2 separate regions of the Homo sapiens genome follow, and region 1 is linked to region 2. The links are chromatin loops, found by intact Hi-C in ENCODE. Cell type or tissue: Calu3. All regions are shown on one strand. Links, peaks and the distances in the headings refer to the core of each region. The heading gives the core; the rest is flanking DNA. Region 1 has its middle 27 kb from the start of LINC02673. Region 2 has its middle 86 kb from the start of MKX-AS1.

What was found. A loop is a pair of places that touch in the nucleus more often than their neighbours do. Peaks named below come from ENCODE experiments on the same cell type or tissue, not always from the same donor. Only the 100,000 strongest peaks of a DNase experiment are listed, where the experiment ranks them.
Region 1: it touches region 2 in a loop (8-fold over the local background); 21 of 110 quality-filtered maps call a loop at or near these places.

Annotation. Positions count from the first base shown.
Region 1 is chr10:27,362,403-27,378,206 of GRCh38, reverse strand. It overlaps the pseudogene TRIAP1P1. Among named protein-coding and RNA genes, the nearest start is that of LINC02673, 27 kb to the right of the region's middle. In Calu3, for the core only: CTCF peaks have their summits at 8,191 (motif pointing left) and 8,477; no DNase peak of the experiment used is centred there.
Region 2 is chr10:27,650,464-27,666,267 of GRCh38, reverse strand. No RefSeq gene overlaps it. Among named protein-coding and RNA genes, the nearest start is that of MKX-AS1, 86 kb to the left of the region's middle. In Calu3, for the core only: no CTCF peak of the experiment used is centred there; a DNase peak (open chromatin) is centred at 9,477.

The DNA.
Region 1 (15,804 bases), core at 3,670-11,669, 290 kb after region 2:
ACAACAGAGAGAATCTCTGTTGAAGGACTGAGTTCACGGGCCATGGTGAAGAAAAGTATGAAGAGTCTTCTTGACCTTGATGGTCACCTTGAAAATGGATTCTTCAAATCAAGAAATTGAGAACTCTGGATTTTGTCAACTAAGTCTGTGAAGACAGCCATCAGATTTGATGAGGAATTTAGGCAAGGCGAGTTTCGTTTCCTTCTTCTTGATGTTTTCCTCTCACTTGTAGAAGATGATGATTTCGGCCCGGGCATGGTGGCTCATGCCTGTAATCCCAGCACTTTGAGTGGCCAAGGCAGGAAGATCATGATGTCAAGAGATCGAGACCATCCTGGCCAACATGGTGAGACCTCGTCTCTATTAAAAATACAAAAATTAGCTGGGCATGGTGGCACGTGCCTGTAGTCCCATCTACTCAGGAGGCCGAGGCAGGAGAACCCTTGAACCAGGGAGGCGGAGGTTGCAGTGAGCTGAGATAGTGCTACTGCACACTCCAGCCTGGCAACAGAGCGAGACTCTGTCTCAACAACAACAAAAAAAGATGATGATTTCTCACTTGCTCTGGTATCTTCTAGGAACCCAGGGTGCTAAAACTGAACAATTTCTTGGGATTATGATTGCAATACTTAGTCTGGGATCAGCTGTAAATATACCTTGTATGAAAATAATGATAAACTAGTCAGGATGATCAAGGTTGCCTGACCTCTTGATTTTTGCTACAAGTGACATTATGTACACTTGTACTGGGGTCATTGTTCATGAAAGCAATTGGTTAGGACCTCCTTTTTCTCTCAGGGAACTAATGCTCTGAAAGGGATCTGGGCACAACAGTTTCAGTCAGTGCTTCAGAGCAGAATTTTATTTTTACATGGTAACTTGCAGTTAAGATTGCTGGCAGCCTGGATAAGCAAAGAAGAAGCTTTTAAAACAATCCCCTGCCTTAACAAGAGGTTAAGATGTGAAAGCTTCAAGAATGTTGCAGTGAACACCATTTCAGAGCTCACAGTGTAGTTCAGGAATAAAGATATTCAGAGTGGCTATGGAGGAAAAGTCTAAATTGCACAGTTTGCTGCTGGCAGCTTTCAACTCAAGTCAAGAATTAAGTCAACCTGCAGATCATAAAAAATGTCAAACTGCTGCATATGGTTAAATGGGGGAAAAGGTGTTTGCTTTATTTGCCTTGTTTACTCACCCTGTCCTATAATGTCTGAAATCATGGAGATGGAATAAAGTGTAACATTTCATTTCTATCATTATTTGCCCTTGGAATTCAGTACAGAACAACTATTACCCTGTTACTCCACATATCTCATATATGAACTAAGGAGAGTTTTATCTTTTACAATCTAAAGGTGAAGAAAGAGTAATTTGTCTCAGCTAAGTGGTATGGCATGGCAATTAGAAACCTCACTGATTTCTAACATGTATTTCCAGAATAGGCTACACAAATACCTTAAAATAAATTTACATTATGGAACCAAAAATGTCAAGATCAAGAAAATATTTACATGCTTTAGAGTGTCATGTAATCCCCAAAAGTGCATCTCTTGAGTAACTTGGTTTAATTTATTAGATGCCAAAGAAAAGTACAAAACTTGATTTACTGGCCAGGCACGGTGGCTTATGCCTGTAGTCACAGCTACTCAGGAAGCTGAGATGGGAGAATTGCTTGAGCTCAAAGAGGTTGAGGCTACAGTGAGCCAAGATTACACCACTGCACTCCAGCCTGGGTAACATAGTAAAGACCCTGTCTCAAAACACACACGCAAAAAAAAAAAAAAAAAAAAAACCCACCCTTGATTTACTGAAAACCTAAATTCTATTATCTTGTCTCTACCAGTTACAATTACTACTTCATATTTAATGTTACCAGCTCTTAATGTCATTTCAAAACATTCTTCATGGATATTTTCTGACTGGTTGGGGTTCATTATTCAAGGATTATAACAGATACATGGAACCCAGCCGAAGGAGGCAGGCAACAAGCTAAAGGACATTTGTCCTAAACTCAGACTGGCCACAAGCAAAATAGCTCTACAGAGATCAGAAGTGCAGGCTGTTATATCACATAATGGCAAAGATAACAGGATTCTTTATTCCTTACCGTAAATGGCTGTCCATGTGCCTTACCCTTGCATTACCAGTTGAATGTAATTACTACAAAATACCCTGTAGCCTCTTGAACCTTGCCACAAACTGTCCCGTGGAGTCTTCAAAATAAACCAGCTCCAAGCCAACAATGTTCTTTTAATAAGTCGTATTGAGAGGTCTGTGTGTGGAAGCTGCATATGCCAGCCCAGAAATTCACTTCTGAACCTGACTTTTGGGGAAAATTGTAGGAAATACCTTGAACAAACCTTCTCAGTTTCAATTGACGGGGTGAGAAGGATGTTCTAATTCATTAATTGCCAGGACAGATTTTAGATTCCTGGAGTACAACTAAAAAGCTCAAGCAGTGGGTATCTAACCCTATCCATACTACAGTTAAGTCTTAAAGGCCAGCTATTAGTGACTACCTTGCTTTATGAATACATCCTACTGAAAGGAAAAACATCTTACCTTGCCGAAAATAATTCTTTCTGAATGCTCCTTACCCTATCTTGACTTCATCCTCCCCATAAAGTGACTCCAACTACCTCAGCTACTTTAAAGGTTTTTAATTTTGATGAGAAATTAGTTGCCCTTTCAGAGGGATTTTATAACTTCTACTACTGTTTCTTCTTCCTAATTCTTAATAGTTACAAGATGGTTTTAATTCCAAAAACCAGTAAAGCCAATACTATAAGAAAAAAAGGAACACTTATCATGAGATCTACTGTCCTAACAAATGTTTAAGTGCACAATGCCTTATTGCCAACTGTAGATACTAAGTTGCACAGCAGATCTCTGGAATTTACTCATCTTGTATAACTGTAACTTTACATGCATTGAACAACAACTTCCTGTATCTCCCTAACTCCGTTTCTTGGTAACCACCATTCTATTGTCTACTTCTATATGTTTTTCTATTTTATTTTATTTTATTTTGTTGAGATGGAGTTCTGCTCTGTCACCTAGGCTGGAGTACAGTGGCGCGATCCCAGCTCACTGCAACCTCCACCTCCTGGGTTCAAGCTATTCTCCTGCCTCAACCTCTTGAGTAGCTGGGATTACAGGCACCTGCCCCCACAACCGGCTAATTTTTGTATTTTTAGTAGAAATGGGGTTACACCACGTTGGCCTGGCTGGTCTTGAACTTCTGACCTCAGGTGATCCTCCTGCCTCAGCCTCCCAAAGTGCTGGGATTACAGGCGTGAGCCACTGTGCCCAGCTACTTATCCTAATATTATTTTCCTATCAAATAATGTTTTTTAAAAACTGATATTTAGGTATCCCTCATAAGCACTCAGAAAAATATATGAACAATGTTTCTTAACCAGCTTTTGCCCAATAATAACTAAGTCTTAGTGAATGTAAAAATCATCCAGGGTTAGGAAAAATCATGTAAAAATAGCTTTTGTTTGCAAATTCAAGAAGCATGCCTGCTTCTTGAGGAAACCAGATGATAAAGAGAATGTATGGCATACATAGGAGGTTCTCATGACTGTAGCTAGAAAATTAGCACTTATAGGCCAGGCGTGGTAACTCACACCTGTAATCCCAGCACTTTGGTGGATCACGTGAGGTCGGGAGTTCAAGACCAGCCTGGCCAACATGGTGAAACCCCGTCTCCACTAAAAATAAAACAATTAGCTGAGCATGGTGGCACATGCCTGTAATCCCAGCTACTCAGGAGGCTGAGGCAGGAGAATCACTTGAATCTGGGAAGTCGATATTGCAGTGAGCTGAAATTGTGCCACTGCACTCCAGCCTGGGTGACAAAGAGAGACTCTGTCTCAAAAAAGAAAAATTAACACTTATGACAAGAAGTTAGGTGGTTCCTCACTGGTTCCCTTCATTCACTTTTTGAAGGCCTGAGGACAGTTGGCCAAGCCGGAATATGTCAGCAAAGTCAGACCGCAGCTGAGAAGTAGGTGGAGTTGTCTTGTATATTTTTGTTTCTCCCTTGGGCATGTTTCTCCTCCCCTATCCTCTTCTTTCTTCCTCCTCAAACTCCCACAGTACTCCCATCACTTTAAAATACTGTTTCCAGGAGATCCTAACTTTGAGTACAGCTCTTTGACTTCTTTTTTGAGACAGGATCTCACTCTGGTTGCCCAGGCTGGAGTGCAGTGTTGCAATCATGGCTCACTACAGCCGCAACCTCTCGGACTCAGGTGTTTCTCCTTCAGCCTCCTGAGTAGCTGGGACTACAGGTGCACGGCCATGCCTGGCTAATTTTTTTGTATTTTTAGTAGAGACAGGGTTTCTCTGTGTTGCCCAGGCTTGTCTCAAACTCCTGGACTCAGGCAATCCACCTGCCTCAGCCTCCAAAAATGCTGAGATTACGGGCATGAGCCACTGCACCCTTCTCACCCTGGCAATAGGCTCAGCCAACTCATACCCTTGGACTTAGCCGGGGAACTCCTGGCCAAAACCACTTTATATTTGGCTTCTCTTTGCATAAACCCATTTAGATTGCCTACTTGCCTATTTGCCTGCAAAACTCCAAGAGATACTCCTTTCTCTTCCATTGAGATTCCAAGTATTTTAATCCCACCCTTGTAACAAAGCACACTTCTACATGCTGTGGCACTTGCCTTCAGAATATACTCCTTCTACATGAACTCAAATAGATCAAGCACTTTGGGAGGCAGAGGCGGCTGGATCACATGAGGTCAGGAGTTTGAGACCAACCTGGTCAACATGGTGAAACCCTGTCTCTACTAAAAATACAAAAATAAGCTAGCAATCGCTTGAACCCCCGGAGGCGGAGGTTGCAGTGAGCTGAGATCATGCCACTGCACTCCAGCCTGGGTGACAGAGTGAGACTCCTTCTAAAAAAAAAAAAAAAAAAAAAAAAAAAAGCCAGGTGCAGTGGCTCACGCCTATAATCCCAGCACTTTGGGAGGCCGAGGTGGGCAGATCGCAAGGTCAGGAGATCGAGACCATCCTGGCCAACATGGTGAAACCCTGTCTCTACTAAAAATACAAAAATTAGTTGGGCGTGGTGGTGCACACCTGTAGTCCCAGCTACTCAGGAAGCTGAGGCAGGAGAATCGCTTGAACCCGGGAGGCGGAGGTTGCAGTGAGCCAAGATTGTGCCACTGCACTCCAGCCTGGAGACAGAGTGAGACTCCGTCTCAAAAAAAAAAATTGTATTCTAAGGAAAAGAAAAGGACAATTATGACCCTTGTCCACATTTAGGCAACACGTCTCCTACTAAACCCTTTGCATGAATTATAGATAATATTTGATATTATTTATTATCCTTAATCAGACATTTTCTAAATTAATCCAGACATCTCCTCATTAATTCAATCATACTCACTTTGGAACCAATCATCCTTCACTTGAATAGCCCTCTGATCTCTTTACCAGGCATGGACCATGAAGTGCCTGCATTTAATAGTAATCCCAGGTTACCACATTTCACCTGTGCAATCCCTGCTGTTTACCTGGCACAAGCTATTTATTTTACTCTAATCCAGAGAAAAGAAAACTCATAGATGATCACATAATGTTCTGTGCCAGCTTATTTTTGAAAGTAATGTGAACAGCTAAGATGGTTCCCTGTTACCTCTAAAAATGAAAGAATACAAAAGGATTAACATGAATTAGAAAAGAAGATACCATTTGATAAGCCCCAAAACAACACTTGCAGTAGTAGCTTTCCCGTAGATCCTACAGTATTGGCCTTAACCACCATGTGCAACAATATTTTAAGAGCTATCATTAGGCACGCAGGTTAGGAATTCTTTGTCAGCATAAGCAGTGTTTACAAGCTCTGAGAAGAACAGACTCCGGTAACATCTGTCTTAAATTTCAGATCTTTTTGTTCATTTTACCAATGTCTATTGAGAGCTAAGCATGAGTCACAGAGATGAATAAAACATATTCCATGCACTCAATAAGTTCATAACATAATGAGTCATATGAACACGCATAGGATTAATCGATATTATTGGTCAGTCTTTGAATTAAAGCATTGAAAGTCCAGTAGGTAATATCAAGTCCCTAAATTACAACAAACACGAAGGATATTCAGGAAAGATGAGTTTCCAGGGTAGGGTGTAAGAAAGTTCTGGAATGTACACAGATGCTGGAGAAGAACTGGAGAACTGGTATCTCAACTGAGAGATACCAGTGAGGATAAATAAAGAAAAGATATGTGAGATGCCACCAGAGAAAATTCTGCCTACATAATTTTACCAGTGTTTGCCCTAAGTAAGAATGCAAGTGATGACCCAGTCACCGACCTGTTAGCTTTGTCATTTTCCAAAGATTTTAAAATTGTCACTCGAAGAATAATATTTTCAAGGTATGAAGAACCCCTCTGTATTAGTCTGTTTTCACATTGCTGATAAAGACATACCCCAGACTGGGTAATTTATAAAGAAAAAGAGGTTTAATGGACTCACAGTTCCATATGGCTGGGGAGGCCTCACAATCATGGCGGAAGGTGGAAGGCACATCTAACATGGCAGCAGACAAACAGCAAATGAGAACCAAGCAAACGGGGATTCCCCTTATAAAGCCATCAGATCTCGTGAGACTTACTTCCACGAGAAGCATATGAGTGAAACCGCCCCCTTAATTAAATTATCTCCCTCCAGGCCCCTCCCACAACATGTAGGAATTATGGGAGCTACAATTCAAGATGAAATTTGGATGGGGAGAGAGCCAAACCATATCAACCTCTGAACTCAGTATATTTTATGCTTAGGCTCAGGGCTATATAAAACCTTTCTAGAATTAGATTTTGCCACATCCATTCTGATAACAGCCCTCCTAGCTTAACTTGCAGATTATTCCTTCTTCAATCTAGTTCACGTGCGCTAGGTGGGCTCTATTGCTGCCTCAGGCGTGGACCACATGTCTCAGGCCCAAGCCAGTAAGCACATCACGTTCCCCTGGCCTTGGTGCTTGCAGACACAAGAATAATTCCTAGCCTTGTAAGCAAAAGAGCTCCCTGTTTCCTACTGGGCTTACATCTTGGACTCACCTGAGCTTAGGACTGCTGCAGTCATCTTGTCATAAAGCACAGAGAGCCTAGAAGTTCCAGAAGTGATGACGAGGAGGTTGCACATGAATTCAATCCAGCGGGAGGCAGAGAGGAGAAACACAGAAAAAAAAAAAAAAAAAAAAAAAAAACACCCAAGCCCTAACGATATTGTTTGAGCCCAGAATCCAACTATACTGGCAGCAAGGCTACCTGTGGACTTTTTCAGTTAAGTGAGAAAATAAATTCCATCTTTGCCTGAAGTCTTTTGGAGCAGATGTTCTAACACCTGTAAATTAATACAGAAATAAGTATATAACAGACACGTTTAATCTGATGCCATCTCATTTCCAGGCCCCCTCCCAAACTCACCAGAGGCTAGAGTCTCAGAGCAATAAAACTGACACAGAAGGATTTCACAATTTCAAGTCACTTTAAAACCAACATCACAGAAAATGTGATCATAGAATGTTTGGCCAAATTCTATTTTGTAGGCATTTTCAGAAATGCAAATCCCATTTATGGGATAATCAAGAAAAACTACCAAGAGAGTAATTACATGCAATCTGCTTTGATTATTGGTCTTGGCCATCAAAACTCATAAATGCATTAGAAATCATATAACAAAGACAACACATATAGCCTGATCCTGAAGCATGCAAACAGATATCCAAAGTGCTTCCTGCTTTTAATTGGCTGGGTGGTGAATAGGTGTAGTCATACAGTTTTTTCCTTTTCAAGAACAAAGATCTGAGGACTTTGCATGAGAGAAGCCTCATAAAATTGCCAATATGTGGCTTTGGGTTTGAAACTTACTCTGGAACTTAACATTTGTGAAGAAATGCACTAAGCATTCGTCCTTATTCATTAGAGTCACTCCTTCCACATTGAAGTCGTGATACAGAGAATGCAAATTACAAACCTAATTGCACATATGGATTCTTACTTAATGCAATGGCCCTAGTTTTATAGTCTAGGAGTCCATATTTGAGGGAAGGTGGTAACCAAACCTCACCCAACAGCTTGTAATCTTGGAAAAATATGTAAAAAATGAAAAACACCCATATGCCAAGCTTTTAAATGGGAAATTGGTGCCATCTTGTGGTTACAAATATGTAAAAATAAAAAATTTTACCTTTTTTTTTTAGAGATGGTTTCGCTCTGTCACCTAGGCTTATGAAGTGCAGTGGCTTGATTATAGCTGTCACTGCAATTCAAACTCCTGGGCTCAAGTGATCCTCCTGCCTCAGCCTCCCAAGCAGCTAGAAATAAAGCTGCACACCACCGTGCCCGGCTAATGTATTTATTTATTTTTCGAGACAGTCTCACTGTGTTGCCCAAGTTGGTCTCGAACTCCTAGCCTCAAGTGATTCTCCTGCCTCGGCCTCCCAAATAGCTGGGACTACAGGTGCACACCACCATGCCTGGCCGAATTATTTTAAAAATTTGTATAAAAGTGGGGTCTCACTATGCTGCCCAGGTTGGTCTCCAACTCCTGGGCTCAAACAATCCTCCTGCTTTAGCCTCCCAAAGCACTGGGTTTACAGTCATGAGCCACCACACCCGGCCTCACTTTTTTCATATATTAAATAATCATTGCCAAAATCAGGCCCATTTTAAGTAATCATTTCCCTCAGTATTCTGATACACCCCAATAAAGCTTCTTTGTTTCTTCTTTAGAATATTTGTTAAAAGTGTAGACACCTTTCCTTGACAGTCAATTTCACTGCTTTTTCAGCTAGGAAACTCCGATTTCCTGTAAAAATCGTGTCCATGATTACACTTTAATTTTTGGATCAGAGGCAGGCTTTAATTCTGAAAGCTGAGACGATGCATTCATGGAAGAAAAGAAAAGAAAAAAAAAAAAAGCTCAAACCAATTTTTAGACATTAACACAGTAATCAGCGAATGTCTTGAGAGATGGCCCAGGACATTAGAAACAGCACATAACTTGACTTTCAACAGTCCCTGAAAATGCAGATTGACTTCCAGAAGACATAGTGCTCTGAGAAGAGAAGAGTCAAACACCTTCTCAGAAATTGTTGGATTGTTTAAAAAAAAAAAAAAAGCCAAGATAGGCATGAGCCAAGATGTCATCCGAAATACCTCATATTTTGTGGAACTTTTCCTACACAAATGCAAGTGGGGCTAGACTGGAGGAAGTGCCAAGGGCGGACTCACTATGAATGTCAAGTGGTGCCACGGAAAAGCCGGCCGGGCGCAGTGGCTCACGCCTGTCATCCCATCACTTTGGGAGGCTGAGGTGGGCAGATCACTTCAGATCAGGAGTTCGAGATCAGCCTGGCCAACATGGTGAAACCCTGTCTCTACTAATAATACAAAAATTAGCCGGACATGGTGGCACTCACCTGTAATTCCACTACTCAGTAGGCTGAGGCACAAGAATCGCTTGAACTTGGGAGGTGGAGACTGCAGTGAGAAGAGATCGAGCCACTGCACTCCAGCCTGGGTGACAGAGTGAGACTCTATCTCAAAAAATAAATAAATAAATAAAATTAAAAAAATAAAATTACAAATAAAATATATTTTTAAAAAAGAAAGAAAAGCAGAGAAGGCTTTCCTCTGCATTACAAAGACAGTCTGGTAAACCCATGGGCAGATCAGGTCATGAAAATTAAAGGAATTTCCCCAAAAGCAATAATGTTTGGATGGCTTGTATTTATACTAGGAGATAGGACGTCAGTCTAAATTGATATCATAATTTAAATAATTTATTTTTAAGTTTAATAACATACCTCAATATTTAATAGAAAATTCTTTATAAGAACAAAACATAAATATAGAAATTAACTGCCTGGTAGAGTTATTGATAGAAAAGATGGGAATCAAAATAGACCACGATTTAGAGCATGATTGTGGAAATGGCCACATCAAAGAGAAAGAGAGAGAAGTGAGGAATGAGAGAGTGGGGTTTGGGGAGAAGAAGTGGAAGAGAAAAAGAGAAAGTGAGAAGGTCTTATGTAAGCGTAGGGTAAACGCATGTGCCTTAGATTATATGCGGCTGAGCAGAATAAGAGAAATAATAAGGCTGGTTGCAGTGGCTCACACCTGTAATCCCAGCACTTTGGGAGGCTGAGGTAGGAGGATTGCCTGAGGCCAGGAGTTAAAGACCAGCCTGGCCAAGATGGTGAAACTCTGTCTCTACTAACAATACAGATGGTGGGAATCTGTAATCCCAGTTGCTTAGGAGGCTGAGGCAGAGAATTGCTTCAACCTGGGGGGCGGAGGTTGCAGTGAACCGAGATTGCACCACTGCACTCCAGCCTGGGCAACAGAGCGAGACTCTGTCTCAAAAAAAAATGTTTTAAAAATCAGCCAGGCATGGTGGTATGCACCTGAAGTCCCAGCTACTTGGGAGGTTGAGGCAGGAGAATCACTTGAAAAAAAGAATCGTTACCCAAAAAAAAGTTTTCTAAAAAATTAGCCTGCTGTGGTGATGCATACCTGTAGTCCTAGCTACTCAGGAGACTGAGGCAGGAGGATGGCTTGAGCCCCACAGTTCGAGGATGCAGTGAGCTATGATGGTACCACTGCCCTCCGGCCTGGGCAGCAAAGTGAGACTCTCAAAAAAAAAAACAAAAAAAACAAAAAGGAGTAATAGTAACAAAAGGCAACATTTTTTGGACACTCACCCCATGCCAGGTGGAATAGTAAACTCTAGTTATGCAACATTTCATTTAATCCTGTTTGGAAAAAAAAAAAAAAACAACAACAATGTGATTTTCCCCAACACTACTAGACTTTGGCAGCTAGATGAGACTTTTCATAGAATTTTTTTCCAACTTAAAAAAATCTACAGATCACTTTAAATATGTATGGCATTCTTCATCAGCACCTGCCATAATGCACATTCATTAATCAAATGAATATGCCAGATATTTTTCAAAAAGTCTGAAACATTTTTAGAAGTAGAATACTATTGGATTCAATGGCCATGTAATCACAGATTCTTTAAATGTCTCTTCCCCCCAAAGTGAATCTAAAAAGTAAAAACATTGAGAAGCATGTAATTCCATACTGAAGCTAGAAACAGGTCCAAACTTATACCACAAACCTAGAACCAAATTTAGATAAAATAACTGAACTGGAAAAGTGACTCACTTTCAAGAAAGAAGTATGCAAAGAAGAAGCAAATAAAAGAAATGTGGGTAAACCCCACTTAGTATGGGCAGTTCAGGAGGCAGAAAGAACATAGTGGGTTTCCAGCCTATTTCCCAGGGCCCACACTGGAAGAGCTGGCAAATTTATCCTCCACTTTGGTCCAAGGTGAAAACACTGATCACCACTTTTATACACCTGGTAATGGAGGATGCAAACAAAGATTGTACTACGAGAGGAAAGTTCTTAGGGTTTTTTTTCCACACTTTAATATTTCTAAGTTCAAGCTGCTTTAAAAATCTACAGCAAAACAAACTTTCCATCGTACAGATGGAAGAGTAAGTGATAATATAATCATCATTTCCTGTGCTTTTTCTTACCTTTGAATAGAAGACTTATCTTGTGTTACATCTTTTAAATTTTTACTCTAAATGTGGGTCTCTAATTATTTCTTTGGATGCCCTCAAAAGATTACGCCAGTGAGGCATTCTTAGCATAGAACTATCATGTATACATTAACCATCATAAAGAAATATTTGTTCTAATAAAATAGTTGCCCTTGTATTCTCTTTTGTGGATTTTTCTGGGACCTTCTGGGATCTTTCTTTGTGCTGAAAGAATTAGATTTTGCTCCAGACTCTGATGTGGAACAGGATTGTATATTAATTGAAGTCATTAAGGTCATTGATGGCCATTCTGAATTTAAAGCTGAAACTTCATTTCTGTTCTATTTCATATTTCAGATTTTGTCCAGCTATATATTGCCCAATATAGCCCTCAAAGTTTATGCTATGAGATTAAATAACAACACTAAAATATTCCAACCATCATATGTTAATACATACTGATGCTCTAAAGTTAAATATAATCTCCCTCCCATTAATAATTTCCAATGATATGATTAAATTCAAATATGAAAACCTTTAAAAAATTAAAATCCCAAATATCTAATTTAAAGTCTAAAAGGGTGAAAATCTGAAAGAAAAAAAAAACCTGCTGTCTTTGTTGTGTGGTATGAATCCAAATAAATGAAAGTCCCAAATCCCAACCTTAAATGCAAAATCATTCTCCCCAGCTTCTCATTCTGTTCAATTTCAATTCTATGAATTCTCCACCTGCATTTTTTCAGGGACTGCAGCCTGACTGTCTTTCTGTGGAGTGGGTGCAGTTCCTTCTGGACCTCAGAAATTGTGTCTGTTTGCTGCTAAGTCCCTCAGGAGCCTCCCTTTTTAAGGATCCAAAGCATTCACAGAGCATACAAAATTAGACCTCACTGTGTTCCACATCTACAGATTTTAGAAAATATAGCAATCTCCAATTCCTAGAACATAATCATGTTCCAGAACCCAGCACTCCCTGTTGTCAAGATCATAACAGAAACTGAAAAGTACCTAAAAATAAAATACTGGTTTCAGATTTACTCAATTGCTGATCAACCCATGATGGTTGCCTGGGATCCATGATCGTCGCCCTAAAAATCAATAAGGACTGTGCAAGAATGTTTGGAGCAGCATTACGCAAAATAGACAAAAAAAAAAAAAAAAAAAGAAGCAATTCAATGCCTATCAGCTGATGAATGGATAAACAAAACTGTGATCTATCCAAAAACTATTCAGCTATAAAAATGAATTTATGTTGCTACATGCTACAATATAGATGAGCCTTGAAAACATTGTGCTAAGTGAGAGAAGCCAGGCACAAAAGACCATATATTTTATGATTCCATTTATATGAAATGTCCACAATAGGTATATTCATAGAGACAAAAAGTAGATTCGTGGTTGCCAGGAGATGGGAGGAAGGGAGAATTGGGACTGACTGCTAATAGGTACAGGGTTTCTTTTGGGGATGATGGAAATACTCTGGAGTTAGATAATAGTGATGGTTGTGCAACGTAGTTAATATACTAAAAATCAGTGAATTTTTTGTTCTTCTAAATTTACAGTAGCATCTAAAATAATGTCAGGAATTTCACCTTTGACAGGATGAAAAGCTATACTTTGATTCCATAAAAAGGATTAAAAGCAACCTATTATTAGAATTAACTGCTCTTTAATTTGAAGCATCTCGTGACATCAGTATGGTAGTGACATTATTTCACAGTGTGAACAATTCTCTTTGGGGTATTCCAGACAACCTCTTACAGCTATCACTTAATTTTTTTATATGCCAAGAATTTACAATCTAAAGTGAACAAAATTAATTTAGAGAAACAGTCAATCTAAATAAATATGAAACATTTTTTGCAGTGTAATAGGTAAATGTACTTTACATATTTTCATGTTTTACGTTCTTTATAGGCATAGGTTCCTTAAAATAACTATCACATGTTCAAGTTTATGATAACACTTTTTTAAGAGACATGTGTCTTCTATATTTATGTGGTCAGTGATATCACTATAGACCCTTAGTGGATGAGGCTATAAACATTTTACATAGGTTATATATTTATCATCTGCTTTCTTGAGAATGGAAATCCAGTTATGTGTTTATTTTCAAACCAAAATGTACTTTTTTAGATCATTTGTACGGCAAGGATTATTGCAAAAAAAGTTACAAACAGTAAAATAAATAATTACAGTTTTTTTCTACACAGAGTCACTATAGCGAGGTCTTCTTTGCCTGCATTTGTTTTCTTGCACTTAACCTGTAGTTTCGCGGGTGTCCCTCTGACCATTCCACCTGGCCTTGTGCATCTCCAGGCCCTAGCAAGGACTGTGGCTCAAGCAGCCGAGGTGAGCTGAGGTCGAGCTGTGGGAGCACCAGGGACAGCAGCTGACTCTCCCACCTCCACCCAGGCGTGGAAGGATTCTGCTATCCCAGGCATCGGTGTCAGTGCACAACCTCATTACAGCCACAGGCACCCTTCGTGAGGCCAGTGACACTGAGATGCTAGGTCAGTTTGGAAAGAGGGGCAGAAGCCAGAAGTGAAAAGGGAACAGTATTAAAATCCATCCTAGAGTATTTTTAAGGCAGCAGTTAAATATTTTATTTTATTTTAAATGAGAAAACATCACTATTCATGCCAATGCCAAATGGACAGGGGGTGGTTCAAGAGCTATAAACCCAGACTGTGCAGGACAAGCAAGTTATGACGTTTCTAGGACTTAGACAAAAGGAGGTTGTTATCTTGCGTTATTTCAAGGTACTGATGGGGCAAATGACATTTCTGTTGTTATTGGCAACAACAAAGACTGCCTTTTTTGGTTTCTGTCCCACAGCCTCTTCTGAAAGTGCCTCTTCCACTCTTTAAGTATGCTCTTTGGGAATGAATCTAGCCTTGACTCTCAGGGTTTAAAGCTCATGGGGTTTCTCCTAATCCATGCCCCTGTAGGACATTTCATCAGGAGCCTCCACTTACCTAGTTACATGGCTTGAAAGATGATCTGAATTCTGAAATGAGACGCCACCCCGAGCAGAGGGCCCAGCCAACCTGTGCCCAGATTCCTGACCCACAGAACTATGAGATAATTCATTTGTGTTGTTTTAAGCTGGTAAATTTGCGGTACTCAAAAACCAATGCAACTTTAAATAAGTATATCAACTGGAATAAACTAATTGTATTTATATATGTGTATTTATTTGTGTATCTGTGTATGTATACAAACAACGACAAAGAGGCTGTCCCTAACAAAACTCTAGACAGGCTTCTCTGAGCTCTTTTTTGACTAGGCCTCATCCTTAGAGTGTTCTCCAGAGCCCAGTTTTAGCAAGACTCCTGCCAAGTTGGTTTTGCCAGAATCTCCCACCCTTGATATCTGATCCAATTCCTTATTCCCCACCATTTCCCCAGTGATTATCTTATCACCCCAGCTTGCATTCAGCAAGAATCTTGTCAAGTCCATTTAGCCAGAAATCCTTCACCTGAAGTAGCTTCATGTGGTTTGTGTGCATTTTCAAATATTTAAAAGTGATCCACACTTTATACATGGTTCTAAATGCTTCTGTAAGATCTCAGGTTTCTTTTAGTTTGAACCTTTAATGTATTGCTTAAGCAAGTGGGTGAGGGAAGTGTGAATCCTGCCTGCCTTCTCTCAGCTCTCCCTCACTGAAGATGGGAATGCAGCCCTACTCAGTGGCACCTGGGACCCCTGGCTGCAGTGCCCAGGTGACATTCCTGTGGAGAAAAGCACTTTAGGACCAGCCTGCAGACACCCTCTCATGAATCTTCTGCTTTACCCTGAAGCCTGGGAGAAAACAAAGGGGAAAAATGTGAGAAGAACTACGCTGCCCTTCCCGAATAGAAACCTGTTGTGCAGAGGCACATGCAGCTGAGGACAGAGCTGCGCCATCTTACTGCACCTGCCTTTCTCTGCTCCCAGTGCATCCTGAGAGCTCAGATCCTTCTCTCTCTCCACGAAAGCCTCTTCTCTCCTCACCAAACTAATTGTATTAAATTTGCACATAGTTTCTGTGACCTCATCTGACAGACTGTTTTTGAGCTCCCTGTTGCCAATCTGTCTACTTTCCTGTTCACTTAAACCTAAGGGAATACATCAGCTGCAAGAGGTGACTCTGTTGCACTGTTGCTCCTGTATCCTCTTACAGATGTCACAATGACACTGATATCACACAGTGACATGAACCTTGATGTATGATAC
Region 2 (15,804 bases), core at 5,071-13,070:
CTCAAGTTTTTTTTTAATTGAGACATTATAATTTTACATATTTATGGGGTACGACTTGATGTTTCAATGTATATATGTTGTAGAATGACCTGATCAGGGTAGTGTATCCATCACTTCATGCATTTATCATTTCTTTCTGGGGAGAACATTCAAAAGCCTCTCTTCTAGCTATTTTGTAACATACAATACCTTATTGTTAAGCAGGTTACCCTCCTGTGCAATCAAATACCAGAACTTATTCCTCCTAATTGTCACTTTGTACCCAGTGACCAACCTCTGCCCAGCCTCTTCTTTCCCCCTTCCCTCTCCAGTCTCTGGTAACTACTGTTCCACTCTCTGCTTCTAAGATATCAACATTTTTTTAAATGGACTTCATATATCAGTGAAATCATGTCTTTCTGTGCCTGCCTTATTTCACTTAATATGGCGTCTTCCAGGTTCATCTATGTTGCAGCAAATGACAGGATTTCATTCTTTTTTATGGCTGAATTGTATATATATATTACATTTTCTTTCTCCATCCACTCATTGTTGGACACAGTTTGATTCCATATCTTGGCTATTATAACTAGTGTTCAATAAACATGGAAGTGCAGCTATCTTTTTGATATACTGATTTTATTTCCCTTGGATATATACTCGGCAGTGGGATTGCTGGTTCACACGGTAGTTCTGTTTTTAATTTTCTGAGGAAGCTTCATCCTGTTTTCCATAATAGCTGTACTAGTTTATAATTTCACCAACAATGCGTAAGTGTCCCTTGTCTCTACATCCTCACCAACACTTGTTTTCTTTTGTGTTTTTGATAATAGCCATTCTAACTGGAGTTAAGTGGCATCTCATTGTGGTTTTGATTTGCATTTCCTTGATAATTAGTGATGTTGGGCATTTTTCTATATACCTGTCGGCCCTGTTTAGGTTTTCTTTTGAGAAGTGTCTTTTAAAGTATTTTTTCCCCTTTGAAATCAGATTATTTTATTTTATTTCTTTTTTTTGGCTGTTGAGTTGCTTGAGTTACTTATATATTCTGGATAACTATCTTTTCCCCAATGTGTGTTCTTTGATAAGTACTGACTATTTGGATATTATAGCAGTGACTGTTCAAGATTTTTGTTTGTTCTTTACTTACTAATTTTTAAGTGTTCTTTAATATATTCTGGATATGAATCCTTTGTCAGATGTGTGTGTGTGTGTGTGTGTGTGTGTGTGAGAGAGAGAGAGAGAGAGAGATAGCAAATGTCTTCCAGAAAAATATCTTGCTACAACTGATTCTCCTTAAATGCATTTGTTTGACTAATTATTTATTGTCAGGTTGTAATAGAACCTCCAAAGGTTCCATTTCAGTAGAAACTGCGTATCTGGGATATTGTGTTTCATTTATCTCTTCGGCTGCTCAATCAACATTTTTCATTGCATGCACAAGACTTTCTTCGATTTGAAACCCAAATCCACCTTAAGCAGTGGAAATCCTATGAGTTAAGGGATGGGGCAGACACTTTCAGCCCTTGTGATCAGGAAATAGACTAGCTGACAAGCCGTACTCCCTTGTTAAGGCACCAAGACATATCCCTTCTGCACTCCATGCTGCATAACCGCAAATGAAAGAAGAACTTGGCCAATTACTCAGCAATCCCACAGCACTTTGAGGGTCAAGACTTCACACGGTCTAGTGCCGCCTTCTTCTCAGAGGCCTCTGTATTTTCACAAGCCATTCTTTTTTTAAGAACTTACAACTTGATGCCCATTTGGGGATTCTCCTCTATAGCAATCCAGGTTCTAGTCTTGACAGAGGGAAACTAACAAATGATCTCTGTCCCTCCCTCCCTCTTCTCCTCTTCTCTCTCCTACATCTTTCCTTGCAGAGCCAAGTCCTTAGTTCAACTCTGCAGGCTCTGCCTAACAACTTCAAGAGCAGCTTCCCTGAGGTAGTTGAATTGGAGTTGGGTTTGAGAAGCAAGGCAGTCGAGGCACACAAAGGTGGCCATTTTTCCAATCTCAATTTCTTAAGCTACAAACCTTGAATCCTCAATATGAAAGGTGAAGTAACTAGAACTTTGATACTTCTTCTCATTCTCACATGTCATTTTTAACACTTTCTTGTTAATTTTACATTGTCAGTATTTATGCTACTTAAATTATTCTCTGAAACTATAACTCTTACAGTTACTGAAATAGGTTTGATGCTTACTGGGAATACTTCCCTATGCTACTTCCCCTTCTTGAGGTCTCTATTTTGATTTTTCTTTTGATTAGATGGATGTTATCATTAATTTTGTTTTTAAAGTTTATCATGGGGATGTTGTATTCCCTCAGCTTGAAGCTGTCTTCTTTTCCCTTATATACTCCTGATAACTTAACTAGATATAGAAGTCTGAGCTATTACTTTTGCTTTCAGAACTCTTATTGCTCCACAACTAATTGAATATTGCTGTGGCAAATTCTGACATCAGCCTGATACATTGTCTGCTGGATTGTTTTGGCTTTGGTTTTGTTTTTGTCTTTGCTTTGCCTGAGGGCACACAGAATTCCTTATTTATACCTAAAGTTTACTCACTTAACCAGGATATGTCATGGATTTACAGACTGAAATCTGGAAAAAAAAACATTATATCTAAATTTCAGGAAAAAATTGTTAGATCTAAATTATTTCCTAAGTTCCTTTTCTCTGTTATTTTTCTCAAAATAGCCAATTTCCTGTATTTAACTGTATTAACAGTTTATTCAACTGTTACTTATCGCATAAGTGCATTTGCCAGGCACTTTGCTAAAAGTGTTGGGTATTCAGTAATGTGAATAAAAAAGTGCAGTACAATTCTCGATCAATCTCCTGCCTCGGTCTCTCATACTTATTTTTAGCAGTATCAAGTTTTCATGGTATTATTTTCATGTCTCTTGATTTTGCTTTGGCTTTGTTTATTATCTTCCATTTCTTCCTTGTCCTCAGGAAGCTCACTGTTGTTATTCTCCCCTCCGTGCTTGTTTTCTCTTTCATCCCCTCTTTGAGCTTGCTTTTCAAAATCTATTTCCTCTTTAACTTTTTGGAGTATATAGAGTAATATTTGTCAGAAATTTTCTTCTTTCCTTGGAGAATTGCTCTTCATGCAGGTTCTTCATTTGCTTTCACCTTGTTATGTTTGCTTTTCTCCTCTTTGAGAATAACATTCAAGTCTCACTTTTCATCCTTTATACTTACTAATACTCTTTGCTTAAAAATAGTTGTGGGGGTGAGGAGGGCACAGTGTCCATGGCAGATCTTAGAACAACACCATGCTCATATTTCTTAGTAAATCTTCTCTGTCTCTACATGAGGATAGACCTTCTCTCTCCAGGGTGGGCAGATCTCCCAGGCAGGAATTAAAGTGGCTTACAGTGAAGTGTGTTAGTTCTCACAGATTATTTCTTTGTTCAGGTGACTCAGTTCAGCAATTGCAAATCCGATTATTGTTTTTTCTGTTGTTTCAAACCTTCCTCGCTTCTAGTCAATTTTGGGGATAGAAAAAAATAAGGCTTTCAGCCCCACTTTTCCTTCCAATTCTATGTTATGAAACTAAACTCCCATTAGGATTTATCCCTTTTCCTATGGTCTACCCATGACTCAAGTCCTTGTCTTTCTAAGTCACGGATTATTAGTTAAATATTTTAGGATTTTGTTTAACTTACTTTTAGAGCAATCTATACTCTTCTTGAGATGTAGAAAGGCATGTGTCAACTCTTATATTCTCTCTCAAGTTAGTCAAAGTTTCACCGCATAGTGCAGATACTCTTCGTATGCTGTAGTTGGGTCTAAACTAAATTTCATCAAAGATGGAACTTTGCCCTCTGTTTTTCTTCTTCTTGTGCTTGTGGAAGGCTCTAGCAAAGGGCATAAGGTAAGTATAACTTTACGCTATCATCTTCTACCAGAAGTCTTGGGGCAAATTATATTCTTACTATTTTTCTTTATTGTGGTCTTAAAAATGCCTGTTCTGATTTTTTTTTTTACTTTCTTTGCTAGATTTGTACAATTCTTAACACTTCTTTTTTTTTTTTTTTTTTTGCCTGACACTATCATGTTACCTACAAATGATTTCTTTCTTCACATAGCCTCAGTCTTGACTTTCCTAGTATGTCGCAATACCCCCCTGAGGTCAATAATGAATGGAGTAGCTATGAAGAAGTGATAACCTCTATTTCCAGTTCACTTTCTCACAGGCGTTCAGCTTAAATGTGTGCTATAAAATCTCTTCAACCAACAAGCCCAACCATTTATCATTATAGTCTTAACTACCTCTGCTTTTTGGATATCTTAATTCCCCAAAGGACTGTCAATTCAACCATAACTACCTAACAACTGCCAAGCCTCACTTTATGAGCTGCTGTTGAGAGTTTAGCTATTTAAGGCTGATTTTTAAAAAATTTGTATTGGCACTTCATGGCATTTGCTTGATTTACACTGCTGTAAATAACCACAATTAGGAAAATTTCTTTTCCTTTAAGGTATGGTAGGCAAGGATGAAAATGGATCCTGAGTCATCTTTCTCCATATAGTTAACTCCCTGCCAGCGCATTCTTCCAAGTTTGCCCAAGCTCAAAAGGTCAAATGTGGTCAATTGCTGAGTGGGCAGAGACCTCCTTGGAAACCAAGAATGGATCTGTTAATGGATCTGTTAAGGCAGCAGCTTTTTTCTACCCCAGCCTGAGCTGCTGAGGGGTCTGCTCCTTCACCAGCCATTTGGTCTCAAAACAAATGCTTCAATTACATTCATAGCTTCATGCATCTTATCAGGTTTTCTGAGTTTTTGCAAAGATATCCAAAGTAGGGGAAATCCAGTGGTTTAAAAAAAGATGTCGGCTGGGTGCGATGGCTCATGCCTATAAACCCAGCACTTTGGGAGGCAGAGGCGGGCGAATCACTTGAGGTCAGGAGTTCAAGACCACCCTAGGCAACGTGACGAAACCCCATCTCTACTAAAAATACAAAAATTAGCTGGGCATGGTGACACTTGCCTGTAGTCCCAGCTTCTTGGGAGGCTGAGGCAGGAGGATTTCTTGAATCCGGGAGGTGGAGGTTGCAGTGAGCCGAGATCATGCCACTGCACTCCAGCCTGGGTGACAGAGCAAGACTCTGTCTCAAAAAAATAGAATAAAATAAAAGTAAAGTAAAGTCAAATATTACTCAGATATAAAAAGGAGTGGAATTCTGATACATGTTACCGCATGGATGAACCTTGAAGATATTGTGCTAAGTGACATAAGCCAAACAAAATGACAGACGTCTTATAATTCCACTTAGACGAAGTAGCTAGAATAGGCAAATTCACAGAGACAGGAAGTAGATTCGAGTGTACCAGGGGCTGGGGGAGGAGGAATGGGGAGTGATTGCTTCATGGTTGCTGAGTTTCTGTTTGGGATAATAAAAAGTTTTAGAAATAGATAGTGCTGATGGTTGCACAACATTATGAATGCAATTAATGCCAGTAAATTGCACACTTAAAATTAGTTAAAATGGCTTATTTTAGAAAAGTAATGTATTACTTTGAAAAAAATTGTCAAGAAGTAACTTTAGGACTTATGATTCCTCCAGACTTACCTTCTGGGATACAGTGAGTAAATGCACATCCTGGGGCCCTGCTGTGGGATCCCATTCGTTCAGAATGCTGAGGCCCTTGACTCTCCCTCAGGGGATCACAGTCCAGCTCATTATCTTCTTCACTCTCTGAAGTTGCTCCATTCCTCTCTCCTCCTTTGCTCCCTCCCTGAACAGTCTCACCCCAAGTTCCTCTGACTTGTTCCTCCATTGTTCTCAGATCCTCCTCCGCTGCCTCGCTGCTTTTTTTTTTTTCTTTAGAGACAGATTCTCACTCTGTCGCCCCAGCTGGAGGGCGGTGGTGCCGTCACAGCTCGCTGCAGCCTCGACCTCTCAGGCTCAACCGATCCTCTCACGTCAGCTTCCCAAGTAGCTAGGACTACATGCACGCACCACCATGCTTGGCTAATTTTTCAATATTTTTTTGTAGAGATAGAGTCTTGTCGTGTTGCCCAGGCTGGTCTCGAACTCCTGGGATCAAGTGATCCTCCTGTCTCAGCTTCCCAAAGTGCCAGGATTACAGGCGTGAGCCACTGTGCCCGGACCCTGTCTCACCTCTGAGTCTGAGTGGTGCCAAGCAGAGTGTGACAATTCCAACTAACACCTGCTGAGATTTAACAAAGCACACTCACCACTTCTGTGCTGCCACAAAGTCCTTCTGGGCAGAACCCACAGCTCCTCCCACTCTGCAGACCTTCCTGAGAAACAAAACAGCACTTGGACTACGTGGTCGGCCACAGCCTGGGCCCCACTGCCTGTGCGGGAAACAGGCCAAATCTCTGGAACCAGCATGCCAAACCACCAATTGGGCTGGTGACCACTTTGACCCCGGCCCAGCCCTAAAGCCCTCAAACCAGGTAGAACAGTTTGCTTTAGCTTCACCACCAGAAGTAGGAGGCAGGTAAAGGACCCTGGTGAAGGCAGGGACGGGCAGGAGTAGCTCATGGCACCAATCCACAAAAGTGGAGAAACCTTAAGTAGTGTTTAAAGGAAAGATCAGGTCTGGCATGCCCATGCCTGTAATCCCAACACTTTGGGAGGCCGAGGCGGGTGGATCACTTAAGATCAGGAGTTCGAGACCAGGCTGGCCAACGTGGTGAAACCCCATCTCTACCAAAAATACAAAAATTTGCTGGCGGTTGTGGCAGGTGCCTGCATTCCCAGCTACTCAGGAGGCTGAGGCAGGAGAATCGCTTGAATCTGGGAGGCGGAGGTTGCAGTGAGCCAAGATCATGCCATTGCACTCCAGTCTGGGTGACAGAATGAGACTCTGTCTCAAAAAATAAAAAATAAATAAAGGAAAGTTTAGTCCTTTCCCTAAATGCTGCAGAGGTGGGGCAAAGCAAACGCCCGGGTGAAAGCAAACACCGGGGCAGGGGCAACAGCCAGAGTAGAAAAGACATTAGGCTGTGTTGTGGAGTTAAAGCAAAGTCACTCATCTGTATACTAAATGGCAGTCCAGGATGGAGGTGGGCAGAATCCAAGACAACATCAAAAACTTTGGGGGAATTCCACATTAATTCTGGAATTTGGTCATTAAGCAAATTGATTTTTAGTGAATTTGCTTTCAGGAAATTGATTTTCAGCAACAGCGTCTGTTACACTAGTATAGCAAGAGGAAACTCGCATGCCAATATAGTTACTAAATATGAGTGATATTACCTAGTCATGACGAATCATTCCAGGCTCCAGTGCTGAGCTCCAGGAACTCTGGAGAAGTGGAATGTAATTGCATGCATCTGCTCAAATTCGCTAAGAATTATCAGAGGAGGCCGGGTGTGGTGGCTCACACCTGTAATCCCAACACTACGGGAGGCCAAAGTGGCTGGATCACCTGATGTCAGGAGTTTGAGACCAGCCTAGCCAGCATGGTAAAACCCCATCTCTACTAAAAATACAAAAAATTAACGGAGCATGGTGGTGAATGCCTATAATCCCAGCTACTTGGGAGGCTGAGGCAGGAGAATCACCTGAACCTGGGAGGCAGAGGTTGCAGTGAGCTGAAATCGCACCGCTGCACTCCAGCCTGGGCGACAGAGCGAAACTCCTTCTCAAACAAACACAAAAAAAAGAATTATCAGAGGAACTTTCGCACGAGCAGGTGAAGGTGGAGAGAAACAAAGTAGCCGAGGTTAGGAGGCAGAGTGGGCTGAGCAGCCAGGGCCAGGCAGGAGCATAGAGGGGTACTGCTTATTAGCCTAAGAAAAACATCATTAGGAAGGAAATTTGCTACCGAAAACCCGGCCATCGTATATCATGCAATCCAAAGCCAAATACATTGGGAGGTTTTTGTTTATCCACTGTCTGGAATTTTCCATACTTTTGCCATTGACCAATGGAGAAACAACCTCAGCTTTAAGCTGGCTCATTAAGGCCTTTCAGAAAAGAGCCAGTGGATTTAGCATCTCATCCCAGAGGGAAGGCTCCTGATCACATTAAAACCAGAAAGATGCTGGCTGGCTGTTTCCTGCACTGCGCTGTTAGATGAAAGTGTCCAGCACTAAAGTCTCTGGAATTACATTTCACTTTCCTTTCTGCCATTGTTATTCCCAGAAATAAGCTACACAGGCACATTTCATCTCCACCCCGGCCCCCACGCCTGTTTTACTTTCTTACTACCTTTTAAATCTTTTATCCCCACCCTGTATCTTCCCTTTCTCTCTCTCCCTTTTCCTCTTTATGTAGCTTCTTGATCGTTTGTCTCCAAGTTGAAGTCACAGCTCTTGTACTAAAAACAAACAAAAAGCTCAAAAAAGCAAAACCAGGAGCCCAGGTGTAAAAACCCTCTTATGGCAACTCCTCTCTACTGTATTTGGGTAACCTGCAGAATGAAAACAGCATTGTGTCATGTTTCAATACGGTTTCACTGTTGAAGCTACAAGGGTCAGATTGCATCTCCCAACGGTAGGCAGTCTCTCTGGAAAGACCGTGATTGATTCCTGGACCAACTTCTTTAGGAGAGAAGTTCAAAGCTCAAAAAGGAGATTGGAACCCAGAGTGGGGACCCAGGTAGGCATGAAGGAGGTCTCTGCTTTTCTTGGTCAGACATCACAGAGTCTAATGCCTGGGGGATCACCCTTGAACAGCGGATGTGAAATATGGCATTTTCAAACCGACACCTAGAAAACGAAGTTGCAAAACAAGGCTAGATTTGCTACCTGAGTCCCACCTGGAGCTGTGACCTTTGTACTGCAAGCTCTACCTTGCAAGGCAGACCACCTATATTTTCAATATTTTCAGAATTTATTCCCCTCTGGTTATGTCCATCCATGATTAAATAATTTTCTTCACCGAGTCGACAAAATTTCTTTGCCGGGGTTTAGGTCTGAATGTCTTAGGATGAATGTGTCCTTGAGGCCACCAGTATGACCCCACAGAGGAGAGACTGTGGTAAGAACAGACTTGGAGTTTCTCTCAAAAAGAAGAATCTCCCTCCCCTCATTTTTAACTTTTTATTTCCATAGGTTATTGAGGAACAGGTGGTGTTTGGTGACATGATTAAGTTCTTCCGTGATGATTTGTGCAGTGACCTGGATGAGATTGGAGACTATTATTCTAAGTGAGGTAACTCGAGAATGAAAAAGGAGAATCTCCTTCTAATGCTAACTTTAGTGTCTTGGTCTTATTTCGTGTTGGAAGTTGGTATTTCTTTGGCCTTTTCCTGCTCAATTCACTTAATGGTCTCCATCTTCCTTTCCAAAACATTTGCAGTCAGTTATTAATTTTCGCTCAAGAGAATTAACTCAGTTAAAAGAAATCATCTACTGTTGTAGCCAGTAAACCCACCCGTCTCTCTCTCTTCTCTCTCTCTCTCTCTCTCTCACACACACACACACACACACACACACACACACACACACACACACACACACACACACACTCTGCAAGTTGGGTATGCTGCCACCAGGTGGCGTAGTACTTTAACTTTGCTGTTAAAAACCAGAAGTTCTAAAACCCTGGTCCCGATCACCTTTGTCAAAATGAACTGAGATAATTGTTTAAAACATAAATTCTCATTTCCTGTCCCAGACCTACTCAATAAAATCTCTGAGGATAAGACTGAGGAAATGTTTGTTTGTTTGTTTGTTTGTTGAACAGTTTCTCAGGTGAATCTGAGTCACAACTGGTTTTCAGAATTTCTGATACAAACTATGACACATATTTATACTTTTTTGCTTAAAATTCAACTGATTTTTCCTTAAACAAAGTTCCCTCGGCTTCATAATAAAATCTTCCACATTTCATTTATCAAAATATAGAACTGTTTTCTAAGTTTACAAAGATGACCTCTAAGATGATCTTCTCTCAGACTATTTTTTTCCCTTTTCTCTTCATTCTGGAAAATCTTCTTAAGCTGTCTTCCATATTACTAGCGTAGTTTTCTTTCTTTTTCTTTCTCTCTTTTTTTTTTTTTTTTTTTTTTTTTTTTGAGATGAAGTCTCACTGTGTCTCCCAGGCTGGAGTGCAGTGGTGCAATCTCAGCTCACTGCAACCTCTGTCTCCCAGGGTGAAGCGATTCTCCTACCTCAGGTTCCTGAGTAGCTGGGATTACAGTCAGTCGCACACCACCATGCCCAGCTAATTTTTTTTTTTTTTTTTTTTTTGAGACGGAGTCTTGCTCTGTCGCCCAGGCTAGAGTGCAGTGGCACGATCTTGGCTCACTGTAACCTCCGACTTCCGGGTTCACACGATTCGCCTGCCTCAGCCTCCCAAGTAGCTGGGACTTCAGGCGCCTGCCACCATGGCCGGCTAATTTTTTATATTTTTAGTAGAGACGGGGTTTCACCGTGTTAGCCAGGATGGTCTTCATCTCCTGACCTCGTGATCTGACTGCTTCGGCCTCCCAAAGTGCTGGGATTACAGGCGTGAGCCACTGTACCAGGCCCTATATTACTAACGTGGTTTTCTGAGATCTTAATTGAAATCTTTTATTTCATCTTGTATTTTGTAGTATTCCTTCCTTGTCCCATTTAATATATTTTTTTAAATCTCAGTTTGGTGACTTATTTCAATCCTATTTCATAGAGCACATGTTTTCTTAAATGTTAGTAAGAGTCCATAGCAGATGCTGTCTAAAATTGACTTCTTTTTTATGCAACAAATCTTTTACAAAAGTGTGTTCTCATTGCCTTTTGAATATTATATTTTCCTTCTTACATTGGGGAGTTTATTCCTAGGCCCCGTATGAGTCACAGTACAATCAGGAAAACAAAACACACTAGATAGTTGAAAATGGGAAGCTACGTACAGAGAATTGGTCACAGAAGTGATGGAGGAGATGAGAGGTCAAACAGGGATGCTAAGGATTAGAGAGGCGAGAGGAGCCCAGGAGCCAGGCCATTGGAAAGAAGCTGGGACCTCCATGGGCCGGCCTGGGGGAGCTGAGACCACAGAGGGAGAGGCAACACTCAGGGAGCTGGAGCCATGAAGGAGACAAGGCCACTGCCCAAGGGGCCTTCCGATGCAGAGAGAATGTCCTGGCTTCTCCCTCCCTCCCACCCTCAGCCTCCAATGGGCCAGGGAGCCTGGGACACAGAGAAGGGAGAGAGCAGAGGAGGGGAAGCAGAAGGAAGCCACCTCCACTGTGCTGGCTTGCTGGACTCACTTCCTCTCCACTCTTCTGTGAACAATCAGTTTTGTCTACTGGCCTAGTATTTGGGCTGAAAGTGAAACAGCCCAATTTTCCAACAAGCTGAATGCCTATAGAACGGAAGCTTTAGAAACTTATGTTTGTACAATGAGATGCACCTGCTGCTGCTTATTGGCCATTCCTCTTCCTTACCCGTCTGACATGGTTTGGCTGTGTCCCCACCCAAATCTCATCTTAAATTCCCATTAGTTATGGGAGGGATCCAGTAGGAGGTAATTGAATCATGGGGGCAGGTCTTTCCCATGCTGTTCTCATGAGAGTGAATAAGTCTCATGAGATCTGATGGTTTTATAAGCACGAGTTTCCCTGCACAAGCTCTCTCTCTTTGCCTGCCACTATCCATGTGAGACATGACTTGCTCCTCCTTGCCTTCCAGCGTGATTGTGAGGCCTCCCCAGCCATGTGGAACTGAGTCCATTAAACCTCTTTTTCTGTATAAATTACCCAGTCTCAGGTATGTCTTTATCAGCAGCGTGAGAACAGATACCATCCCTAATGCCTGTTTTCCCGCATGTGGTTATGATGAGACCCCTCACTTGACCACCTGCTGCCTGATGAACACCTCCTCTTCCTCACCCTTCTTGTTGTCCTTCCCAGCTATATAAACCCTTAACTTCCATCTGCAGGGAGGGAGGGATTTGAGGTTTGGCTCCCATCTCTCTGGCTGTTGTCACCGGAAAAAGCCTTCATCCGTGGCAGTACTCATTGTCTCCACGATTGGTTTTCTGTGCAGCAAGCAATGGGACCTAGACTGAACCCCTGGTGTTAGTAACAGCTGAATGCCTCTCCGATACCCCTCAGAAGGTGCCTGCCATTCCTAAGCAGGTGCAACCCATTAACTAGAGGAATGAGGTAGGAAGTTGGGGGTTCCCTGGCAGCACATCTCCTCTCTGCTTCAGGGGAAGCTGCCCTTCCAGTGCCAGCTGCTCTCACTGATCCTCCTCCTGGGCCTGTGGCTGCATCATCGTGGCCCCCCTGCCTCTGCCTCTCAAGGGGCAGCTCCCCCCACATTCAGCCTCCCCCTGAGCCTCCCCACCCAGCCTCCCCTGACATAACCTCCCCCCGAGCCTCTCTTTGCTTGACCTCATTCCTGATGCTGCTGCCTGAGAAACTTCCGAAAGCCCAGCACTGACCACTGCCTGGCAGGGCTCCAGGAGCCCCACACTTCACCCTGACTTCTCCTCCTAAAAGATGATGTGTTGAAAGAAGATCCTTACTCCTGCTGAAGAGGCCTCATCCCCCAGCCCTCCTAGGGGGTGTCTTCATCTGGACCTGTGGGTTGAGCCTCCCTTACAATGGCTGAAAGTCCTCTAAGAGGGTGTCCCCTCTCTGTCTCATAATCTGTCCTCACACTAGGACCCAGCAGACATTCATGGAGTTTGAGACCCTCTCTATTTCTTTCCTGCAAGGCCACCACAACCAGGGACTCTGCAAGGCTCTAAGGACACAAATGAACAGGACAAAGCTCCTGCCCCAAGGAGCTCATGGCCCCACTAGGACAACAGGCAAATAAAGAGGCACTCCCAGGACAGAGGAAGGGCCAGACAGGGCGGGCAGAGCATGCAGGATATGCAGGGAGGAGGGGCACCTCGTCCCACCTAGGGGTGGCAGTGGTCCGTGGAGGCTTCCTGTGTGGGTACATCTAAGAGGGGACCTGAGCTCAGGAGGTGACAGGAGTGAGTAGGGCTAATGTCAGACAAAGGAGGTGCAGGGAAGGGCCTGTAAGGTAGAGGGAAGAGCACGACCAGAGGTCTGGAAGTGGAAGAAAGCCAGGTGCCTTCACAGCCTGCATGGCAGGGAGTGGGTGGAGAGTTGAGAAAAAGGTTGGGAGTGTTTTGAGAGATCTGGGAGCTGTGGCACCAGATTACGGAGGGCCTTGCTTGCTAACTCAACCACACTCTAGGTTGAGGGAAGGGGCACCCAGCGAACACGTGTCACAGCATCCCATTTGTCTTTTAGCAAGAAATTACCCTGGCTACAGTAAGTAAAAAGATCTAGAGGGAAGCCAGTCCAAATACTGGAAAGCTATGGCAATAGTTAAGGCTAGAGATGAAGACATCCCAGACTAGGGGATGGCAAAGGGGATGGAGAGAAGAGGATGAATGGCTTAGGAAAAATAACAGCACTTGGTGGCTGACTGGGTATGGGTGTCAAGGAGAGAAAGAGGGCAATACTGAGGCCTTTCTGACTTGGGTGATTGGAAGAATGAGAGGAGAACTGAAGTAATTAACACTGATTGCAAACCAGTAGGGTAAGGGTGATTTCCTTTTTGAACTTGATGAGTTTGAGACATTTGTGAAAAATCTGCTTGATCTACCTGGCTCTGGAGTGCAGCAGCTACCTATGAAATGTAAGGATATTTGAAATGTAAGGAGCTAGACATGCCGATGTTCAAACTAGCAATCTTTCATTACTTTATAAACTCTGCAGTGTATGATACAAGTGGCAAAGAATACTGAAAACACTCTGCAGTTGACCCTTGAACAACACAGGCTTGAACCGTGAAGGTCCAATTCCAGTTGGATTTTCTTCAGCCTCTGCCGCACTGTGAGCAAGCAAGACCAGCTCCTCCTCTTCCTCCTCCTACTCAGCCTACTTAACATGAAGACGATGAGGATGAAGACCTTTATGATGGTCTACTTCCACTTAGTGAATATCTTCTCTTCCTTATAATTTTCTTAAGGACATTTTCTTTTCTGCAGCTTACTTTATTGTAAGAACACAATGTGTAATGCATGCAATATAGCTACAAAATATATATGGTTTTCTTTCTTTATTTCTTTTTTTTTTGAGACAGAGTCTCACTCTGTCACCCAGGCTGGAATGCAGTGGGACGATCTTGGCTCACTGCAACCTCTGCCTCCTGGGTTCAAGCGATTCTCCTGCCTCAGCCTCCCAAGTAGCTGGGATTACAGGCATGTGCCACAATGCCTGGATAACTTTTTGTGTTTTTAGTAGAGACAGGATTTCCCATGTTGGTCAGGCTGGTCTCAGACTCCTGACCTATAGTGATCTGCCTGCCTCAGCCTCAAAAGTGTGGGGATTACAGGCATGAGCCACAGCACGTGGCCAGCCTACAAAATATGTGTTAATCGACTTTTTGTTATTGGTAAGGCTGCTAGTCAATAGTACACTATTTGTTAAACGGGAGGGAGTCAAAAGTTGTATGCATGTGCGTTGGCGTCCCAATCCCCACTTTGTTCAAGGATCAGCTATATTTGGAAATGCCCCACAATGTTGTTTCCAAGATCGTGACAGAGACACAGGTTAGCTTTAAAGACAAGGACTTTGAGTAGAGTGTCTTGTAGGAACACGGGTCAGCAGGTCACCTGGAGCCAGAAGACAGATTCAAAACACATTGTGAGGGTAGCAGACATGGCAGCCTGCACATAAACCCTTTGTGGACCTGGCTGGTATCTCAGGAAGCTCTGCCTCACAATTACTGAGCAGGACAAACAAGACAGTCTCCTCAAGCAAATGTGGCCAAGTCAGGAACTGTGACATTTGGTCTCTATCAAAAAAGTCTCCAGAGAGCCCAAAACTCATTTTGGGCTGTTTCATAAAGAACCCATTCGAGGACCATGACTGGCCTCATACAGCACCTTTAAAATATCAGCTTTTCATTAAGCTGTAAACACTAAGGAAAACAGTGCTCACAAATATTTTTTAACCAGCTTCCAACAGAGCATGGCCTTATGCAGGTACCCAAGCTGAAACACTGCTCTCTCCTTCTGTGAGGAGTTATGGGGCCTCCTGCAGACATGAATGTGTGCTTAGGGCATGGTTCTTTGCAGGTTTTTCCAGGAGCAAAACAGAACAGGAATTCTCCACATCACTGTTCATGTGAAATATTCTTTGGCTCTGTGTATCAGTCTGTTCTCACCTTGCTATAAAGAAATACCTAAGACTGGGTAATTTATAAAGAAGAGGTTTAATTGGCCCATGGTTTTGCAGGCTGTACAGGAGGCATGATGCTGACATCTGCTCAGCTTCTGGGGAGGCCTCAGGAAACTTACAGTCATGGCGGAAGGTGAATGGGAAGCTGGCACGTCTTACATGGCTGGAGCAGGAGGAAGAGAGCAAGGGAAGAGGTGCCACAAACCTTTAAACAACCAAATCTCGAGAGCACTCACTCACTATCACAAGAGCAGCACTGAGGGGGAAATCCACCCCCGTGATCCAATCACCTCCCACCAGGCCCCACCTCCAACATTGGGAATTACAAGTTGACATGAGATTTGAACACGGACACAGACCCAAGCCACATCACTCTGTTTCATGAAAACATACTAGAATGAAAGTCACGGTAAGGTGAATATGGATTGACCACTGAAATACCATTCTTTCTTTTAAAAAGTAATTATTGACAATTTACTAGATCCCAGGTACTATGATAGATACTGGAGAAAAGAAGCTAAATGATAAGATTTCTGTTCTTCTGAGGCTTACTTTCTAATGCACAGAAAAAGAGAGTAAACAAAGAAACAAATGAACAAAACCATTCCAACTGGTGCTGAGTGCTATAAAGTACTATAAATGGGGCCGGGCACAGCAGCTCATGTCTGTAATCCCAGCACTTTGGGAGGCC